2 separate regions of the Homo sapiens genome follow, and region 1 is linked to region 2. A link is an interaction called in ENCODE POLR2A ChIA-PET data of the cell type or tissue named here. Cell type or tissue: GM12878. All regions are shown on one strand.

Region 1 (4,000 bases), 1.2 Mb before region 2:
GAGCCCCTCCCTCACAGAGCCTGGGGGACTGATGGCCGTCATTGGCATGCTGAGCCATGTTCTGGGGAACTTCAAAATATCTACTTGGGACTCAAACGTTTCTGGTCTCCTGGCTCAGAGGAGGACCGAAGCCAGGCATCCTGTTATCAGAGAGCCAGGATAGAAAATTGGTGAACATGGGTTTGGGGTCAGCTTGAATTCTAGCTTTGCCACAGTGCCTGGCACCTAGTAAGAACTCAACAAATAGTAGCTATTATTATTATTTAATCAATTTATTTATTTATTTTTAGACGTAGTCTCACTCTGTTGCCCAGGCTGGAGTGCAGCGGTGTGATCTCGGCTCACTGCAACCTCCACCTCCCAGGTTGAAGTGATTCTCCTTCCTCAGTCTCCTGAGTAGCTGGGATTACAGGTGTTTGCCACCAAACCTGGCTAATTTTTGTATTTTTTGTAGAGATGGGTTTCGCCATGCTGGCCAGGCTGGTCTCAAACTTCTGACCTCAAGTGATCTGCCTGCCTCGGCCTCCCATAGTGCTAGGATTATAGGCATGAGCCACTGCACCCAGCCAGTAGCTGTTATTATTTTTGTTATTGTTATCAACACCATCAATGTTAGAAACATCACATGGCATCAGAAGGCACTGTCACTCCAGGCTCAGCCTGCCTTCCCTGCAAACAGTAGAAGGCAAATAAAGTATGGGCAACATCGAATTTCTGTCTTTCTTTTTTTTCAGACGGAGTCTCGCTCTGTCGCCCAGGCTGGAGTGCAATGGCGTGGTCTCGGCTCACTGCCACCTCCGCCTCCCGGGTTCAAGCAATTCTCCCTCCTCAGCCTCCTGAGTAGCTGGGAATATAGGCCCGTGCCACCATACCCGGCTAATTTTTGTATTTTTAGTAGAGATGGGGTTTCACTATGTTGGCCAGGCTGGTCTCGAACTCCTGACCTCGTGATCCGCCCACCTCTGCCTCCCAAAGTGCTGGGATTTCAGGCGTGAGCCACCGCGCCCGGCAGGCAGCATTGGATTTCTAAGCTGCCCTACTGGCTATCATGAGGCCTAGGGGGTCCTGGGCTTGTGCCTATGCTAGGTCCAGACCTTGGCTCTGAAAGCAAAGGTGTGGAAAGAATTAAAGCTGTGGCTTGGCTCGGGGCAGGTGTCTAGTTTCAGAGAGCACAAGCTCCTATAAGGGCACTGCGGGAGTCCATGAGGAGATGGCCCAGTTCGGGGGTTGGCCATCCTGTGGTAGGCCCCATCAGGCCCTGAAGAGGCTGCAGGGATGGAGGGGGAGTGGCTGTAGGGTTGGGGGGCAGGGTGGGGGCAGCTGTACCAGCTGGAAGAGGTTCTCCCAATAGTCCTGTGTCATGAGGCGGAAGAGAGCCAAGAAGGCCCAGCTGAAGGTGTCATAGCTGGTGTAGCCATAGTTGGGGTTCCGCCCGGTCTTGATGCACTCATAACCCTCAGGGCAGTGCCTAGGAATAGGACAGGGGGCTGGGTTTAGGGTGGGAGGAGCACTCCAGCTGGGGGCAGATAGGGACCCCAAGGGAAAAATTCCGTCAGTTCTGCCTGTGTCCCCCAAACAGAAAAGTATTCCATCCATGCCCACAGGTTTCCCTGCACTCCCATGCCCCCCAGGTCCTCATCTCTAATCAGCTCCCACCTTCCAAGACCCCTGGGGTGCCTTTTCTGCATCCCTTAGCATCACTCACCCAGCATCACTGCTGTTCCCACAGAGCAGGGCATCGTTGGAGCCCTCCAGGAAGTAGAAGTTCCCTTTGGGAGTCAGAGGCCACAAAGGAGGCAAGTCACCCACATGGACACAGTGTGAGCACCTGCGCCCATTGCACACCTGTGGACAGGTCTGCGCGTACCACATAAACCAAACGGATGTTCCCTGGCTGCCTCTTCCCCGTCCTTTAAGGACAGCTCCAAGTTCCAAGGTCTCTGGGTAGGGACTCGGCAGGGAGCTCAGCTTGAGCCCTGTCAGCCCAGTGCCCAGTGTGGACGAAAAGTCATGACGCAGCAGTGGCACAGAGACGGAACGTGTACGTGTGTGCATGGGGTTATTGTGTACCTATGTAGGGCCCCTGAGTGAAGGGTGAGTGGGGGCTGGAATCCAGGTGCCAGGGTGAGAAGGGTTACCTTTTCCTAATTTGCAAGAAGGCGCTATGTAGACTAACAGTGGCTGTGTGAGAATGTGTGTGTTTCTGGCATGTGTGCCTGTGAAGATGCATATGTGAATAGGATGTGGGTGTGTGGGTGGGTGATGGTGACCCTGCCAGGATGTGAGCATGTGAAAATGTGGTGTGATGAAGGAGGACAGGGGGTGCACAGGTTAGGGAGTAGGAACTATAGACTCTTGCTTTGCATAGTGAGAGCTTTAGGATTTTTTTTTTTTTAGACTGAGTTTCACTCTTGTTGCCCAGGCTAGAGTGTAATGGCATGATCTCGGTTCACTGCAACCTCTGTCTGCCAGGTTCAAGCGATTCTCCTGCCTCAGCCTCTGGAGTAGCTGGGATTACAGGCATGCGTCACCACGCCCGGCTAATTTTTGTATTTTTGGTAGAGACGGGGTTTCACCACGTTGGTCAGGCTGGTCTGGAACTCCTGACCTCAGGTGATCTGCCTGCCTCGCCCTCCCAAAGTGCTGGGATTACAGGCGTGAGCCACCGTGCCTGGCACTTTAGGGTTTTTAAAACAGTTTGCCATTTGTTGCTGCAGTAACCCTTTGAGGAAGGTATTGTTATCTTGATTTTATAGGTGAGGATTCGGAGGGCTGGGGAGATCAAGTGACTAGTCAGAGGTGACACAGGCTGCCAAGTGCTAGCTTTAAGCTCAGGTCCTCGCCATACTATTTGTCTCATAAGAAGTGGAGACAGGGCGGGGAGCGGTGGCTCACGCCTGTAATCCCAGCACTTTAGGAGGCCGAGGTGGGAAGATCACATGAGGTCAGGAGTTCGAGACCAGCCTGGCCAACATGATGTAACCCTATCTTTACTAAAAATACAAAAATTAATTGGGCCTGGTGGCACATGCCTGTAATCCTAGCTACTCGGGAGGCTGAGGCAGGAGAATCGCTTGAAGCCGGGAGGCGGAGGTTGTAGTGAGCTGAGATGGCACCTTTGCACTCCAGCCTGGGTGACAAGAGTGAGACTCCATCTCAAAAAAAAAAAAAAAGAAAATGTGGAGTCAGAGGCTACCCTAGGGACTGGGACAGGATCCCCCTTGCCCGTCACCCTCCCCATTCTTACCTTCATCACTGATGTAGGCGTCCCAATCAAAGGTATCGTTGGTGGCCCAGCTTGCATGGCTGTTCCACGTGTCGTTGGCATACCATGAGTCATTGCCGTACCACATCTCATTGCCATACCATGTGTCATTGCCGTACCACGTGTCATTGCTGTACCACGTGGTGTTGGTGTCGTTGAACGGCGGGGGCCAGCGCACACACTTCTGCCTCAGGTTTCCCATGAAGAGCTGCAGTCCTACCAGCGCAAAGACGCTCAGGCAGAAGACAGTGAGGATCATCACATCCGACAGCTTTTTCACCGACTGGATCAGGGCCCCCACGATCGTCTTCAGCCCTGACCGCAGAGAGGGCAAGGATATTGGCAGGGGGCAGGGCAGGGTGATAACAGAGCCCCCGCGGCCCCCACCGCCAAGCTTTTTCCTACTCCATCTTCAAGGCTTGACTTACTGAGCACCACTACTTCCCCGAAGCCTTCTGAAATTAACTCCACCCTTCTCTGTTCACATCCTCAATCTGGAGCCCTCAAATGGCCACAGACGCTCAGCCACTAGGAGAATGAACTATAAAGACCTGATGGGCTGTTGCCTGACCTATAGAGCAAACAAAGGCATACAGCAGAGCTTAATACATGTCACTAAGTTAGCGCTGTCAAAGTGTGTTCAACAGAACGCTAATCTCCCATGCTGTGCCCTTAAAAAGGGGGCGTTGATAATGTTTGGGAAAAGCTGCGTTCTAGATTCTGCTCTTGGAGAGT
Region 2 (4,000 bases):
TAGCTCACTGTAGCCTGGAACTCCTGGGCTCAAGTGATCCTCCTGCCTCAGCCTCCCAAGCAGCTGGGAACTACAGGCATGTACCACCACGCCCAGATAATTTTTAAGTTTTTCGTAGAGGCAGGGTCTCACTATGTTGCCCAGGCAGGTCAGAAACTCCTGGGTTTAAGCGATCCTCCCGCCTCTGCCTCCCAGATTTTGGGATTACAGGCGTGAGCCACTGTGCCTGGTCACTGTCGTTTCTCACCTGGGCTGTATGCAATAGCTTTGAATAGGTCACTGCACTTTTTTCTACCTCTGCAAACTTCTTCACACTTCAGTGTTCTTCTCTCTGTCATGGGCCAAATTTCCAGAACGCTCTCTAGGAACAGTCACTGGAATAAAATCCACACTGCAGGGGTGGCTTTGAGGTCCATGTGGTCTGGCCTCCACTGGCTTTTCCAGCTGCAACTCCTGCTGTTTTCTGTTCCACTAACCCTGGGAGCTGTCATCCTTCCATGCCTTTGCCCATGGTGTTCTATCACTTTCTGTTCAGCAAAATCCTTTCTTGTTAAGCTCCATCTTTCCTTAAAAGCCACCCCAGAATCTCCCAGTCAGGATGAATCTGCGAGTCTTCACATGCAGGGATGGGATCTGTGTCTGTGGAGCACACCTTAGTCCTGGTTGCATTAGAGTCACTCAGTGCCCACCTGGCTCCTGTACCAGATGGGGAACCCCTGTGTCCACCTTTGCATTTTGAGGTCCCTCTCAGTGCAGTGGAAATTGCCCTGCACAACTTTCAAAATTGTTCTCGTCAGTCGGCTTTTTCCTGTTCTGTCTTGCAGATTGAAGCGCTCGTGAAGGACATGCAGAACCCAGAGACAGGGGTCCGAATGCAGAACCAGAGGGTCCTGGTCACCAGCGTTCCTCATGCCATGACAGGTGATGTAGCTTGCACTTTAGTCTTGGCCTGGAATAGACCCCACAGGCCCAATACGGCCCACCTCCTGTGTTTGTAAAAAACTTTATTTTTGGCCAGGTGCAGTGGCTCACGCCTGTAATCCCAGCACTTTGGGAGGCCGAGGCGGGTGGATCACAAGGTCAGGAGATCAAGACCATCCTGGCTAACACGGTGAAACCTTGTCTCTATTAAAATACAAAAAATTAGCTGGGCATGGTGGCAGGTGCCTATAGTCCCAGCTACTCGGGAGGATGAGGCAGGAGAATGGCCTGAACCTGGGAGGCAGAGCTTTCAGTGAGCAGAGATTGCGCCATTGCACTCCAGCCTGGGCGACAGAGCGAGACTCCGTCTCAAACAAAACAAAACAAAACAAAACAAAGCTTTATTTCTAAATAAAGTTTTATTGGAACATATCCATGTTCACTCATTTATGTATTGTCTATGGCTGCTCTTACACTACAATGGCAGAGTTAAAATATATAGTTGTGGCCAGGCACAGTGGCTTACACCTACAATCCCAGCACTTTGGGAGGCCGAGGCAGGTGGATCACCTGAGGTCGGGAGTTCGAGACCGGCCTGACCAACATGGTGAAACCCCATCTCTTCTAAAAATACAAAAATTAGCCAGGCATGGTGGTGCATGCCTGTAATCCCAGCTACTCGGGAGGCTGAGGCATGAGAATCACTTGAACCCGGGAGGCGGAGTTTGCAGTGAGCCAAGATCGCACCACTGCACTCCAGCCTGGGTGACAGAACAAGACTCCCACAAAGCTGAAATGTTTATTTACTATCTAGCGCTCTACAGAGTACATTTGCTGACTCCTGGACTAAAGTCTTCCTCTGAGGAAGGGGTCAGGAGGGAGAAAAGGACTCAACAGGTCATTTCTTGAAGCCATTCCTCCCAGAAGGTCATTTTAGAAACCTTCACTGTCATTTTTTGTTTTGTTGTTTTGTTTGCTTTGTTTTAATGAAACCAAGTAGCAGAAAAAAAAATACTATTTAGCAGAAAAAAGTTGGCCTTTGTTTTGCTCCACCGTTTACCTTCTAATTCATTTCAGGCCCTTCTCAACTGCCCTGTGGGAGTGGTGCCACTGTCTCCTCTCTGTGTGTGGGGGTGAGGTGCCTACAGAGCATCATTTGGGGATATTGGCAAGAAGGGCTGGACGCCAATATTAAGAGAGCATTTTGGTTAATGTGTTACCTGTTTTCTGATCTTGATTTTGCAGTAAAGACAATGTTTCATACTTAGGCGTATTGCCTGCAGAAGCAGACAGCTTCTCATAGCCCAAGCCCGGGCCTCACCACGGCTGTGCTCAATGTGAGGCCTCCCTCTCTATGCCACCCCTGACCTGACTATTTATTTTTCACTCAAGGTGCCCTAGTCTTTGCAGAGACAAGCTGGCTCACAGCTTCCCCTTTCCCTTTCTGACTGCTTAGAAGAAAGGATGCCCCCACCAGCAATGTGTCACTCAGGTTTCCTTGCATGCAAGCAACAGAAGACCCACTCTTTTGTTGGAGCAAAAGGGGAAGTAATTGAAATGCTATAGAGCAGCTCATGGAGGAAAAGGAAACACTGACAAGCCAGACTTTGGAAAGGCCAAGAACCAGCGTAGCTCTGGGCACCCAAAGAGTGGAAACAGGGGGCAGACTTTTCAGGGTGCCTTTGTGTCCCCCATCACCTCAGATGCAGCTGGGGCAATTCTTCCTGAAGGCATCCCTGACCCTGTCCCCCTCCCTGCCTTTGACTGTCATTAATTTTGGCCTGAATTCTCTACTGGACTGGGGCCCTTTAAGGGAAAGTACCTTGTCTTGCTCATCTGGGTAATCCCAATGCTTCTCAGAGCTGTGTTTGTAACAGATGGTTAGTAAAAGTTTATTGAATGCATGAGTCACTTATTGTCTGTCCTTGTGTGGAGAGTGAAGGATTAAATCCTTCAGGTGTCTTTTCTAGCTGTAGCCCTGGTCTCAGTTTACTTTCTCCATTGTTTTTGTTTGTTTGTTTTGTTTTGTTTGTTTGTTTTGAGACAGGGTCTCATGCTGTCTCCCAGGCTGGAGTGCAGTCATAAAATTATGGCTCACTGCAGCCTTGACCTCCTGGGCTCAAGTGATCCTCCTGCCTCGGTTTTCCAAAGTGCTGGGATTACCAGCTTGAGACTCCACAGCTGGCCAGTTTTCTCATTTTTAATGCAAGAATGGCAATCCCTCCCTAAGGGAACGAGTGCAGGAAGGAAGTGAGAGAGTTCTGTGCAGGTGCTGAGTATGCAGTGGGTGCTGGATGGTGGTGGTAGCTAGTGCTTTCCCACACATTGTCTGTTAACACTCACAATAAAGTTAAGGGTAGATATGACTGCCCACTTTTTGCACATGGGGTTATGGAGACCAAAGAGTTTCAGCAACTTGCCTTCATGTCCTTAAGCTCATTTCATGAGTGAGCTTGAATTTCAGCCCAGCAATGTGACTCCAGAGTCCATATATATATTTTATTTTTACTTATACTTTTTTTTGAGACAGGGTCTTTCTCTGTTGCTCAGGCTGGAGTGCAGTGGCACTATCTTGGCTCATTGCAGCTTCTGCCTCCTGGGTTCAAGCGATTCTCATGCCTCAGCTCCGGAGTAGCTAGGATTACAGGCACCCACCACCACATCCAACTAATTTTTGTATTTTTAGTAGAGATGAGATTTCACTATGTTGGTCAGGCTGATCTCGAACTCCTGACCTCAGGTGATCCACCCGCCTCGGCCTCCCAAAGTGCCGGGATTACAGGCATGAGCCACCGCGCCCAGCCCAGAGTCCATATTCTTATCTACTGTCAGTTGTGCACCAGCTGCTTTCCTTCCCTGCACACGGGGCACACTTGGTTCCTGGATTTGGGCGAGGTCGCCCATCCTGCCATGGCTTCCTTGTTCCTCCTGCACAGGTGAATTCCAGCTGCTGTAGAAACAACACAGGGAGAAGCCCTGGTCCTGCAACAACAGCACCGATAAAAAAAAATTATTTAACTTCTTGGACGGCAGGCGTCCCAGGGCTTCCTCGGGACAAAGGTGGCTGATGCGGGAGGCT

The links. ChIA-PET counts read pairs that join two places held together with the same protein. Peaks named below come from ENCODE experiments on the same cell type or tissue, not always from the same donor. Only the 100,000 strongest peaks of a DNase experiment are listed, where the experiment ranks them.
Region 1: POLR2A ChIA-PET joins it to region 2 with 5 read pairs; 2 of 35 experiments call an interaction of 5 or more read pairs at or near these places.

What each region holds. Positions count from the first base shown.
Region 1 is chr17:63,964,776-63,968,775 of GRCh38, forward strand. It overlaps SCN4A (sodium voltage-gated channel alpha subunit 4), which reads right to left. Exons shown (of 24, transcript NM_000334.4): 6 at 3,248-3,580; 7 at 1,706-1,769; 8 at 1,327-1,468. It overlaps LOC105371858 (a long non-coding RNA gene), which reads left to right. Exons shown (of 4, transcript XR_934910.3): 4 at 1,730-1,798. Among named protein-coding and RNA genes, the nearest start is that of SCN4A, 6.1 kb to the right of the region's middle. RefSeq lists a silencer at 2,516-2,714 and an enhancer at 3,526-4,000. In GM12878, no CTCF peak of the experiment used is centred here; a DNase peak (open chromatin) is centred at 2,266.
Region 2 is chr17:65,152,598-65,156,597 of GRCh38, forward strand. It overlaps RGS9 (regulator of G protein signaling 9), which reads left to right. Exons shown (of 19, transcript NM_003835.4): 2 at 825-921. Among named protein-coding and RNA genes, the nearest start is that of RGS9, 17 kb to the left of the region's middle. RefSeq lists an enhancer at 2,679-2,838. In GM12878, no CTCF peak of the experiment used is centred here; DNase peaks (open chromatin) are centred at 2,456 and 2,766; H3K4me3 peaks cover 310 bases; H3K27ac peaks cover 1,630 bases.